4 separate regions of the Homo sapiens genome follow, and regions 2, 3 and 4 are each linked to region 1. The links are chromatin contacts, found by Hi-C or POLR2A ChIA-PET in ENCODE. All regions are on one chromosome and are shown on one strand. The core of a region is the stretch at or near the end of the contact, and the rest is flanking DNA. Distances in the headings are between cores, read along the strand shown.

The links. Hi-C counts contacts between places; a loop is a spot of excess contacts on that map. ChIA-PET counts read pairs that join two places held with the same protein, here RNA polymerase II (POLR2A). Pooled maps may share reads with other maps.
Region 2: a pooled map shows a loop between it and region 1 (4-fold over the local background). The contact joins the enhancer-like site here to the promoter of KHDRBS1 in region 1. A Hi-C loop is called at or near these places in 1 of 37 single-sample maps with no recorded cell type and 3 of 50 pooled maps. POLR2A ChIA-PET finds 5 or more read pairs at or near these places in 2 of 52 experiments (WTC11 and naive thymus-derived CD4-positive, alpha-beta T cell).
Region 3: a loop to region 1 is called in a map of CD8-positive, alpha-beta T cell, with 5 times the contacts of the local background. The contact joins the promoter of HDAC1 here to the promoter of KHDRBS1 in region 1. A Hi-C loop is called at or near these places in 1 of 168 maps with a recorded cell type or tissue (CD8-positive, alpha-beta T cell), 1 of 37 single-sample maps with no recorded cell type and 11 of 50 pooled maps. POLR2A ChIA-PET finds 5 or more read pairs at or near these places in 1 of 52 experiments (WTC11).
Region 4: a pooled map shows a loop between it and region 1 (2.3-fold over the local background). The contact joins the enhancer-like site here to the promoter of KHDRBS1 in region 1. A Hi-C loop is called at or near these places in 1 of 50 pooled maps. POLR2A ChIA-PET finds 5 or more read pairs at or near these places in 2 of 52 experiments (A673 and BJ).

Annotation. Positions count from the first base shown.
Region 1 is chr1:32,012,448-32,015,435 of GRCh38, forward strand. KHDRBS1 (KH RNA binding domain containing, signal transduction associated 1) reads left to right here and starts at 1,421. Exons shown (of 9, transcript NM_006559.3): 1 at 1,421-1,930. The coding sequence starts at 1,549. RefSeq lists silencers at 1,630-1,839, 2,320-2,429 and an enhancer at 1,656-2,226.
Region 2 is chr1:32,315,328-32,318,315 of GRCh38, forward strand. It overlaps HDAC1 (histone deacetylase 1), which reads left to right. Exons shown (of 14, transcript NM_004964.3): 3 at 1,338-1,455. Among named protein-coding and RNA genes, the nearest start is that of MARCKSL1, 19 kb to the right of the region's middle. Within about 2 kb of position 1,609, at least 6 of the 41 ENCODE cell types and tissues checked have a DNase peak (open chromatin) inside an H3K27ac peak, as active enhancers do.
Region 3 is chr1:32,290,564-32,293,551 of GRCh38, forward strand. It overlaps HDAC1 (histone deacetylase 1), which reads left to right and starts at 1,520. Exons shown (of 14, transcript NM_004964.3): 1 at 1,520-1,655. The coding sequence starts at 1,607. RefSeq lists a silencer at 1,234-1,643 and enhancers at 2,254-2,313, 2,385-2,959.
Region 4 is chr1:31,743,091-31,746,078 of GRCh38, forward strand. ADGRB2 (adhesion G protein-coupled receptor B2) reads right to left here. Exons shown (of 33, transcript NM_001364857.2): 5 at 1,558-1,641; 6 at 1,103-1,267. Among named protein-coding and RNA genes, the nearest start is that of MIR4254, 14 kb to the right of the region's middle. RefSeq lists an enhancer at 1,679-1,728. Within about 2 kb of position 1,586, at least 3 of the 41 ENCODE cell types and tissues checked have a DNase peak (open chromatin) inside an H3K27ac peak, as active enhancers do.

The DNA of each region.
Region 1 (2,988 bases), core at 171-2,670:
GCCTCCCAAAGTGTTGGGATCACAGGCATGAGCCACCAAGCCGGGCGGAAACTTTTTTTATTGTAGAGATGAGGTCTCATTATATTGTCCAGGCTGCTCTCGAACTCCTAGCCTCAAGTAATCCTCCCACCTAGGCCTCCCAAAGTGCTGGGATTACAGGCATAAGCCACCGCACCGGTCCCCAAAGACTTTTGAAAAGTGTGGGCTCATTAGGAGAACTAATCCAGAAGGAAAAGAGATGGGAGTGAGTGCTTTAAATGGAAGAAGAAAATAATCTGCGGAGGGAAGGGAAAGTTAGAGAGGGCACCAGGCTTTTGATGGCTTATGGGACAAGTAGGGACCTAAGGCTCCACTTGCATATAGCACACCAGGATGTGGAGAACGTCGTAGGCGACTGTCCACTATGTACCTTGCCTTTGAGAGTAGTGGCAAGGGTCTCTTTGAGCAAGTCTGGAGTGGTAGAAGAAGCCATCCTAATGATGCAACCAACGTGGATTAAGGATCTGGTCTCTACCTCACTTTTTGAAGGAAGAAACACTTAATTGGCAATAATGACGGCGAAACAAAACAAACACAATTCAGAAAAAGCAGTAAAATATGTAAAAAGAGCTAAAATGCTGCTTAAGATTTCCCGTACCAACAATGTCAACCGTTTTAGAACCGACTGGAATATATGTAATACTGGAAATATATATACTGGAAACAACTTCTTGTGTTCCCTGATGTCTGGGACCCTTTTCTTTGCTAGACTTCAGATCTCTGATCTGAACCATCCCTCTTAGTTCAAGTACTCCAATCGCCTTCAGTGTTTCCACCAAGCCGTCCTTCCTCAATTTCTCCCTCCAGGTTTCCCTTCCCCAACTTTCCCCCTGCATCAGACTCTCCCTCAGCCTTCCTTTCTCCCTGTGCAGTCTGTCTCACTCCTGTCTTCCTCCCCAGGCGGTCTCAATTCTCTCTCCCTCCCCTTTCCGTGACCCTCTCGGCAGTCTTTTACTTCCTTACTTCGGTGACCGCCCCCCACCCCACTCCCCACAGCCTCCCTCCACTGCTCAGCCGTTGGAGAGGGCGTGGCCCCGCGAGTAACAGGTCTCCCGCCCCACACTCCGCGGGCCCGCGCGCAGACAAAGACATTCCACAGCTCCCGCCCCCTCCACGCCAGAAAGGGGAGGAGACACGTGTTCCGCTAGCGCCGAGTCACGTGGAAAACGAAACGAACGGAGCCCACTGCCTCCCGCGCATGCGCATCAAGCTCTGGCCTGGCGGGAGCGGAGGGAAAGCCAGAGTCGGGAGGCGACTTCTCGGACGCCGCGGCGGTGCGCAGGCGCCGTGGCCGGACTGGGGACTTTGTTCTCCGCGGAGAAACCCAAGGGCGGTGCCGGTGGCTGGCTGCGCACGCGCGCCGCCTCATTTCCGGTGCTCTCTCTCGCTGGGTCGCTCGGGTCGGCTTCGGTCGCTACCGCTCCCGCTCTGCCACCCCCGCCAACCGCCGCTCGGGCCTCCGTCGCTGCCGCGTCGCTTTCTCGCTCCTTGGATCGCACATCCTCCCAGATGCAGCGCCGGGACGACCCCGCCGCGCGCATGAGCCGGTCTTCGGGCCGTAGCGGCTCCATGGACCCCTCCGGTGCCCACCCCTCGGTGCGTCAGACGCCGTCTCGGCAGCCGCCGCTGCCTCACCGGTCCCGGGGAGGCGGAGGGGGATCCCGCGGGGGCGCCCGGGCCTCGCCCGCCACGCAGCCGCCACCGCTGCTGCCGCCCTCGGCCACGGGTCCCGACGCGACAGTGGGCGGGCCAGCGCCGACCCCGCTGCTGCCCCCCTCGGCCACAGCCTCGGTCAAGATGGAGCCAGAGAACAAGTACCTGCCCGAACTCATGGCCGAGAAGGACTCGCTCGACCCGTCCTTCACTCACGCCATGCAGCTGCTGACGGCAGGTAAGGGGGCCTCCCGTGTCCCTCTGGGTCGCCCGGCCATCCCGGGCATGAGTGGCCCTGGCTTTGTTCCTCTCGCTTCCCGCCCCCTCGGGACCGAGGCAGTCGGGAGTTCCGGTCTCATCCTCATTTTTGGGAGCCTGGATTCCACATTCCCACCTCAGCCCGGAGTGCGTGGGAGAATTTCTAGGCTGCAGTGGAGGCCCGAAGGCGACTTTGCGATCCCCTAGCGCTAATGTCTTGATGGATAGTGCTGAGCTCCCCGCCCCTTTCCCGACTCTTCCCTCCTCCCTCCTCTTGCGGCTGCCGGGCGCGCAGATTCTTCCAGAAATGAACCTTCATTTCCCCCTTTCCCTGAAGGGAAACCCTTTTTGATCGCGGGTGGCGATGAGCGCCTCGACCGAGGTGTAGGAGGTGAAGACAGCCAGAGCGGGGAGGGACCGTGGGAGGAAGGGCCGAGGTGAGGTGGGGTGAGGCTGGAATGCCCTGTCCAGTGCCTTGCTGTCGCTGGGGCCGAGCCGGACTTAGCGGTAACCGCAGCTTAAGTTGCTGGGAGGAAGGAGCGATTTATGTGGATCGGAGCTTGAGGTTTCCGAATCAGATTTCCGACTAAGGCTGATAAAATAAGAATTGCTACTGAGCCATTTTACACCGTGTGTTCACTGTCGTTGAAGGAGTGAAGTAACCCTAGAGACAGTGAAATGGGACGATAGGGACTCCCGCGTAGTTCACATGACGTTTCCCAACGAGATGGACAGAAATTGAGAGAAGTTGCATGATGCTTGTACTGAAAGGCTTGGCCTTTTTGTTGCTGTTTTTTACATTTTTGATTCAGTAGTGAAATAGATTAGAAATGAGAGTCTTTGTTCTGTAGGTTAGCGCTCTTTTCCTCATCAGCACTGGCCAATCACCTAGTCGCTCTGATTTTTCCCTAAAGCTGTCTGACTTTCGCTTCTAGTTAAAATATTATTTTAATATTTTTTATGATACCTAAATTTTACTAAGCAAGTAAAAATTCACATCCTTCAACACTGAATGAGTAGTTGGACTCTTTGGCAAGG
Region 2 (2,988 bases), core at 359-2,858, 300 kb after region 1:
ATACGTATATATACATATATATTTTTTTTAATTTATTTTTTTGAGAGGAAGTTTCACTCTTGTTGCCCAGGATGGAGTGCAGTGGCACAATCTCAGCTCACTGCAACCTCCACCTCCCAGGTTCAAGCGATTCTCCTGTCTCAGCCTCCTGAGTAGTTGGGATTACAGGTGCATGCCACCACGTCCAGCTAATTTTTGTATTTTTAGTAGAGACCAGATTTCATCATATTGGTCAGGATGGTCTCGAACTTCTAACCTCAGGTGATCCACCCGCCTCAGCCTCCCAAAGTGCTGGGATTACAGGCGTGAGCCACTGCACTCGGCCAGTTTTATATAATAATAAGTAATAATTTTGTAGGCCGGGCGCAGTGGCTCATGCCTGTAATCCAGCACTTTGGGAGGCCGAGGAGGGCGGATCACCTGAGGTCAGGAGTTCGAGACCATCCTGACCAACATGGTAAAACCCCATCTCTACTAAAAATACAAAAATTAGCCAGCGTCGTGGTGGGCGCCTGTAATCCCAACTACTCGGGAGGCTGAGGCAGGAGAATCGCTTGAACCCAGGAGGCGAAGGTTGCAGTGAGTCGAGATCATGCCATTGCACTCCAGCCTGGGTGACAGAGTGAGACTCCGCCTCAAAACAAACAAACAAACAAAAAAAAACGAAAAAAAAGGTCGGGCTTGGTGGCTCATGCCTGTAATCTCAGCACTTTGGAAGGCCGAGGCGGGCGGATCACGAGGTCAGGAGATCAAGACCATCCTAGCTAACACGGTGAAACCCTGTCTCTACTAAAAATACAAAAAAAATTAGCCGGGCGTGGTGGTGGGCGTCTGTAGTCCCAGCTACTTGGAAGGCTGAGGCAGGAGAATGGCGTGAAGCCGGGAGGCGGAGCTTGCAGTGAGCCGAGATTGCGCCACTGCACTCTAGCCTGGGAGACAGAGCGAGACTCCGTCTCAAAAAAAAAAAGTAATAATTTTGTAAAGCACCTTACAGTTTACAAAGAGATTTAACAACCTCTTCCAATTCTCTCAACTTCCCTGTGTGGTCTATGTTGTCCCTGTTTAGTAAATGAGGAAATGGAGGTTCAAGAGACAGTAACTTGCCTAAGCAACAGAGCTTGAGCTGCTGTAGGTCTTCTGATACTCTGTCTCCTTTGATAATCTTGTTTGCCTAGTTAGATTGTAAATTTCTTGAAGCCTGAATCTAACCAGTTATTTCTTTTTATTCTTTATAGCACCTAGCTCCATGCTGCGCAGGAAATATAAATATTCAAACTAGATTGACTGGACTGGCCGTGGTCAAAAATAACTTGCCCTTTCTCCCTTCTGCCCTCTAGCGCCCTCACAAAGCCAATGCTGAGGAGATGACCAAGTACCACAGCGATGACTACATTAAATTCTTGCGCTCCATCCGTCCAGATAACATGTCGGAGTACAGCAAGCAGATGCAGAGATGTAAGTCCATTCTGTTCCCTCACACTCTGAAGCCGCCAGTTGCATCTCCCTTTCCACTGTAGAGGCCCATTCTGCCGTCCTCGCACCTCCCATTCAGTGGACACCTGATTTCCCCTACCTCCTAAAGGTGCCAGAGTGCTTTTTCCCCTCAAGTCGGATTTTTCATGTTTCCTGATTTGTAAACGATAGAGGTAGTACTTTTTCTGGTTATGTTCACAACACTGTCCCAAGAGTACTGTAATTATTGTAGTGGAAAAAGCACTGACCTGGGACGGGGAGACAATAGATACAGTAAAATTTAACTCTAACTCTCAGCTGAGTGGGCAAGTCACTTCCCCTCAGATTCTTCTTTTGTAAAGTGGGCTGGGCCACATGATCTCTGATTTCTGTCCAACTGTAACTGTTTTGACTTAGTGGGTATTAATTGAGAATTTAGAGGCCACTCAGGACAGATTCTAGATGGTGTAATCTTTGAGATGAGGTGATGCTGCCCCTGATCCCTTGGACTTGAACTTCAGAGCAGGTCCCATCTTGGAAGCCACGCTTAGTTTGTAGGAATCGTGGGAATTATTTTAGCTGTGAGGGGGAAAAAAAAAGTATTCAAATTTGGGACAAAACTATCATACCTGACTTCCCCCTTGTGTTATTTTAGAAATTATCTCTTAGCACCTAAGACTTCATATAGTATAACAGCACTGTCCAGAAGAAGTTTTGATTAACTTATGACAGCTTATATGGAAGTGTCAGAAAATATGCGGCACTTGTTTGTTGCTGCTGACCACAAGGTAGTCTTACTCCCAAGGAAGAAAGTTATTTATAACTATTATTACAACTAATAATAACTGTACAGTGGTATTGATGGCAGAACCACAGAGACCTTCCTTGAAGCATTAAGCTTCTTTGCTACCGACAACTCCAGGAGCTGCCAGCTGCTGTGAGTGAGGTGTTTGCTCTCTGAATTGCAGGGTCTTATTTCCCTCCAAGATGAGGCAAATTCATGCCTTTCCTGTAGATGGCTTTAGAGGTTTCCATAACCCATTTAGGCCAAGGATCAGGCTCTACTCTCAGCACAGTGGGCTCTCACTAGAGGAGCAACTTGCTATTAAAGTAAGAAAATAAGCTTTCATGTCTTAGTTTGAATCCTTGGTTTCCTAGCCCCTCTGGTGTTATTTCCCGCCCCTGCCACTTTTTTTTGAGACAGAGTTTCGCTCTTGTTGCCCAGGCTGGAGTGCAATGGGGCGATCTCTACTCACCACAACCTCCGTCTCCCGGCTTCAAGCGATTATCCTGCCTCAGCCTCCTGAGTAGCTGGGATTACAGGGATGTGCCACCACGCCCGGCTAATTTTGTATTTTTAGGTTTCTCCATGTTAGTCAGGCTGGTCTCAAACTCCCGACCTCAGGTGATATGCCAGCCTCGGCTTCCCCAAGTGCTGGGATTATAGGCCTGAGCCACTGTGCCCGACCTGTTTTCCCTCTTTAAGAGGAAGACAGGACAGGCACAGCGGTTCATGCCTGTAATCCTAGCACTTTG
Region 3 (2,988 bases), core at 270-2,769, 280 kb after region 1:
CTGGTGGAGTGGTTCTTAATGGTAGAGTTGGGGGCAATTTTACACTCCCTTACACCCCACTAATCTTCCCCCCAACCCAATGGTAAAGCTATTGCACAGTACTTGGCAATGTCTAGAGACAATTTTGGTTGTCACAGCCTGGGGGGAAGGTGCTACTGGCATCTAGTGGGTAGAGGCTAAGGATGCTGCTTAATTTTTTTTTTTTTTGAGACAAGAGTTTCACTCTAGTTGCCCAGGCACAGAACAGCTTCACAGAAGCTGTTAATGCACAGAATAGCTTCCTACAAAAAAGCATTACCTGGCCCAAAATGTCATTAGCTACCAGGCTGAGAAACCTGCCCTCCTAGGCCGGGCGCTGTGGCTCACGCCCGTAATCTCAGCATATTGGGAGGCCGAGGTGGGCGGATCCTGAGGTCAGGAGTTCGAGACCACCTGGACCAACACGGAGAAACCCAGTCTCTACCAAAAATACAAAATTAGCCGGGCATGGTGGCACATGCTTGTAATCCCAGCTACTCGGGAGGCTGAGGCAGGAGAACCGCTTGAACACAGAGGCAGAGATTGTGGTGAGCCGAGATCACACCATTGCACTCCAGCCTGGGCAACTAGAGCGAAACTCTTGTCTCAAAAAAAAAAAAAAAAAAAAAAACAGGGAAAGAAAAGAAAGGAAACCTGCCCTCCTATCATAGGATAATCCCATTTCCTCCTGTCTAAAGAGACGCCTACTTAGTCATCCTGGGTGACTGCATCAGGGAGGTAGATTTTGGAGTCTGAAAGGCTGGGTTCTGTCACTTTGTTACAGTGCCTCTGGTGCAAAGAAAGCATTTTAAAAACCCTGTACAATTAAAAAATTGAATTTAATTACTTTGTGTAACTTTGAATAATTCACAGAAGTCTGAACTTCTTTATCCTGTCCTGTAAAATGGAGGTAAAAAGCCCTTGGCCGAGAGCTGTTTTGAGGAAAAACTGAAATAACATTGGTAAAGTGTCGCACAGTACTTGGCACACAGCAGCCCCTCGACAAACATTAGCTTTCTTTCCCTTTCTTGTCGGTTTCTTCCTCTCCAAACCCGCGTGTTGCTTTTCTTTTTAATTATTTTTCTGTAGCCCTCCTTTGCGGCCACAAACTCGCTTTCTAACCCAGGTTCAGCCCTTTTATTGGCTGAGTGACCTTGTGCAAGTCACTTTTCCCCTGTAGGCCTCGGTTTATTCTCCGTAAAATCAGAAAGTTGGCCTCCGATCTCCAAGCACGCTTTTCACGACGAAGTGGGACTGTTAAGTTTACAGAGCTGCTTTCCTCCCCCGGGACTGATGGTACGGTCCCCGGGCGGCTCCCCACCCATCTGTCGCAGACCTTGGTACAGGCCCAGGGGGCCCTCGGCGGCCTCTCCGGGCTGCCCTTGCCCCCTGCCGAGTTCCGGGCCCGTGTCTGCGCAAGCTGATTGGCTGGAGCGGTGCCCGGGCTGCGCGGCTATAGGTGAGCCCAGGAGGGGACGGGCGGGGCGGGCCGGAGGCCCGCCCCCTCCCCCCTGGGTCGGACGCTGAGCGGAGCCGCGGGCGGGAGGGCGGACGGACCGACTGACGGTAGGGACGGGAGGCGAGCAAGATGGCGCAGACGCAGGGCACCCGGAGGAAAGTCTGTTACTACTACGACGGTGAGCACCGTCCTCGCGGCGGGGGCGGGGCCAGGCCGGGCCGGACCGGGAACCTGGAGGCTGAGGCTGGAGCGCCGATGGGAGGCTGCGGGAGGCTGAGGCGCTGGGGAGAGGCTCGGAGAGGAGGCTGCGAGGGGGAAGTCGAGGCTGAGGGAGGAGGCTGCGAGGAAGGGAGATCGAGGCTGAGACCAAGAGGGGATCGCGTGGGGGAAGCGTGAGGTAATCTTGATGGGAAGATTCTGAGGAAGTCTGATGTGGAGAGTTTGAGTGGGACTCCTAGAGGGGAGGGTGCGTCGGAGCGGGGAGGCTGAATCTGATGGAGACGGCTGCAAGGATACATTTTCTTGCCGAGAACCCAAAGCTCTTCCCTGCCCCGTCCCTTCCTCATCTTTTCTGGGGGAAGAGTCCTGCACGACTGGTTGCCCGCCTCCCCTCCCCCAGCCTCTGAGCGGGGCCTGCGGTTGCTACTGCGACGTGGGGCGCCAGGGGTTGCAAGGAGAAGGATGCAACCTGTTAAAACAGACTTCTCACTTAATCTCTCAAGCAGGTTACTGTGTTCGAGGAAGTGTTGAGGGGCTGGGGCCGTGGGGTTGATCGGGTCACCCTTCCCAGTGACCGAAGTTCTCTCCGTGTCAGAGCTCAGAGTGTTAGGGGAGCACAGAGAAGAGGCACCGAACTCCACCTGAGGAGTCAGCGAAGGAGGGGACATCTTAGTTAGGACCTGAAGAACAGGAGTTCTTAGCCAGGCACAGGGAAGGCAAAGATAACAGCAAGTTTCAGAGGCAAGAGAGAGGACAGGACCTTTGAAAAACAGGCATTTGGCCGGGCGTGGTGGCTCACGCCTGTAATCCCAGCACTTTGGGAGGCCGAGGCTGGTGGATCACCTGAGGTCAGGAGTTCGAGACCAGCCTGGCCAACATGGTGAAACCCCGTCTCTACTAAAAATACAAAATTAGCCGCGCATGGTGGTGTGCGCCTGTAATCCCAGCTACTCTGGAGCCTAAGGCAGGAGAATCCCTTAGAACCCGGGAGGCAGAGGTTGCAGTGAGCTGAGATCGTGCCACTGCACTCCAGCTTGGACAACAGAGCGAGGCTCTGTCTTAAAAAAAAAAAAAAAAAAAGATGTAAATAGGGACCGGACCATGAAGGGCTGGGCATGCTGTCCCAAGGAAGTTGGACTTTATTGAGGGCACTTGTGAGTGATTCAAGTTTTATGCAGGTTATTGACATCATCAGGTTTATACCTTAGAAATTAAAGTAATGGGGGCCAGGTGCAGTGGCTCACACCTCTCTAATCCCAGTACTTTGGGAGGCTGAGGCAGGCAGATCACTC
Region 4 (2,988 bases), core at 336-2,835, 270 kb before region 1:
CCGCAGCTCTGCGGCTGCTCCTCATTGGCTCTGCCCCGGGATCTGTTGCCAGGGGGATCTCCCAGGGCCCCACCAAGGCGCGACCCTTTGAAGGGATGTGCAAGACACAGGCTTCCGGTCCTAATTCACATAGGACAGCCCCTGTGGACGCCTGGACAAGGGGGCCAGGACCAACAGGAGGGGAACCAGGGGTCCTCCTCTCCTGAGGGCACAGGAAAATTCAGGAAAGGACCCAGGACCCACGCCATTCCACCCCTCCCCATCCCACCCACCCCTAGACCCAGAGCCTGAATACAACACAGCAGTCCGGGGGCAAGAGAAGCGCCCTTCCCAGCCCCAAGCGCACAGACACACAAATAAACATGAACCTCTACATGGACACCGACACACCGAGCTCACACGCTGGAACACAGCTTTGCCCCAGGCCTTTGCAAACTCCTGCCATACCCCCAGGTACCAAGAGCCCTTCCCAGGTAGGCCCTGCTCTAAATCCACAGCACCACTGGCATGGCCTAGGCCTCACTTCACCCACTCAGGGAGCAAGGAGCAGGACTGGCTGAGGCTACCCTGCCCTTGCCGTCTCAAGCAAGCACATGCATTTCCTTAACAACTACACACTCAACTGAGGGAGGCTTAGGGGAGGCTCCCTTGAGAGGGGGTGTCCAAAGGAAGGAGGGGAAGGTCAGGGAAGTGGCGTTTGTCTTAGATCTTGAAAGACAGGCTGAATTTGAATAGCCAAGGTCAGGGAGAAAGGATAGGACAAGAATCAGCAAATGCAGGGAGGTGGGAAAGTGCGCAAGCTACTGATATGGCCAGAGCGGAGTGGGTAAAAACACGAGCCTTGGTTACCAGGATGCAGGCACTGGGGGAATGATGTGCCCAGAACCGGGCCCAGTAGCATGGGCCCTGGTCTGATCCATCTGTGCCCCCAGTGCCCTGCACCGGGCTGGCATGGTACGCAGAGTTGGGCATGGTGTGGGGAACAGCCACATTTGTTGAATGAAAGGAGGAGGCAACCAACCATTTTGGAGATTAATCTGCCCAAGTCCCAGGCAGGACCTAACCCTGCAGGCAGGTGGGGTGGGGAGGAGGATGGGCCTACCTGGGCAGGTGGCTGAATTGTTGCAGGGCCTGGTCTCCCGCAGGGGCCCGCTGCACAGGGTCCCATAGGGGGAGGACACACAGGAGCGGGTCCGCACCTGCAGACCCTGCCCACACGTCAGGGAACACACGCTCCACGGGGACCACTCCTCAGCCGCCGGGTCGCCTACGAGAGAGGGACAGCGTCGGCGGCAGGGGGCACCTCCCAAGCACTCAGTCTCATAGGGATAGGGGGAGTGGCAGTAAGGTGGGGGCAGGCATCAGAGGGCTCCTCCTACCCTGACCCCAAGTAACAGGCTCTTCAGGAGGCCACCCAGCCCTTCCCACAAGCTTCATGTGGCACAGACGCGACTGAACTGCAGGACAGAGACAGACAGGCACACACCAAGCACACACACCACCAGACGCACACAGTCGGGCCCCCGCCGCAGAGGAAGGGAGGCGGGCCCGAGTTACCTGTCTGCGCCATGTATAGCCCAGGCTCATCTGCAGACCTCGGCCACTGGGTTTTCACTTTCGGTTCCTCTTCCGGCTCCTCACCTGGAACACGGAGGTGGTGGCAGGGGCTCAGCAAAGGCCAGCTAGGTTCTGTTACAGTGGCACAGTGAAGGCAGCCTTCCTTGCCCTCCGCCTGAGGGCCTGGAACCAACTGCATGATGCTCTCTCAGGATCACATTCTGCCCTCTGCCCCACCACCACTATTTCACAGACAAGGAAACTGAGGTTCAGAAGGCTACACAGGACTAGGCCCTGACCTCACAGTCATCTTTTCCACCTCTTGCCTCAGCCAGATGTGGGGGAGATTTAAGGGGCATGGCTGCCCATATGAAAGAGCTCTGGGAATGCTTCTGTGCCAAGTGCGGCCCATAACCCTCTCCTTTAGTCCTCTCACTGGAAAGAAGAACCATCATCTCTGTTTACAGATGAGGAAACTGAGGGCTAGACAGGGGAAGTGCCTTGTCCAAGAGCACACAGCTGCATTTGCTCCTCCATTGTACTGACTCCTAGGGGCTGAAAAAACATCCAAGCTGAGCTGCTGCAACCCTGGCCCCGAGCCTATCTCTGAGATACAGTTCATGCTCCCCAAGCAGCACTGGACTGTGACCTGGAGGCACAGGTCAGAATGCCACTCCTCTGAGACCCAAGGGGCCTAGGACAAGTGCCCACATCCAACAGACCTTTCTCCTGCTGGCCCTGAGGCCAGGAGAACAGCAGGTGCTCGAGGAGGCCAGGCTACCTTGACCCTGGCCCCACCAGGCTCTCAGCTGCCCTGATTTATGTGTCTGGGCTAGGCCTTGGAAGCACTACCAGCCCTGGTGGCTTCCATTCTCCAAAGCCTGGCCCTCCTGCACAGACATGAGCTCATCAGGGCCCTCTCCCACAATGGGGTGTCAGGGAGGGGCAGACATGGGCACAGAAGGGAAAGGCCCAGCAGCCTCTGCATGAGCAGGTGGGACTGGAAGAGCCTTTGAGGATGGGCTCACCCCATGCTATCCCCAGACTATTAGGTGCTCCTCTCCCCCACCTCCAGGCTCCTTCCTATCTCTAAAAGCCAGCAGTACTGGACAGGCACGCTGAGTGTGAAGGGACCCACCAGGGCTGCCTCTTCCTGCCCCCTGCTGCCCAGCCCGGGCTCTGCAGCTGAGAGGAAGCTCTTTCTCACCAAGCATGAGGAGCAGCCACCCTGAGCAAATCTGCTGCTGGGGGCTCAGAACTGCCACCCAGCCCAGCCTCTGGTCTCATCCACTCTGGGGCCTTTCCCTCCACGTCAGTCACCAGCCCCAGGGCCTGATCCACATGATCCCTGAAATTTCTCCATCTCTGAAACCTGGACTCCCAGAAGAGCTTTGGAGTGAATTAACCCTGGATCCCAAATGGGGTGTGGAC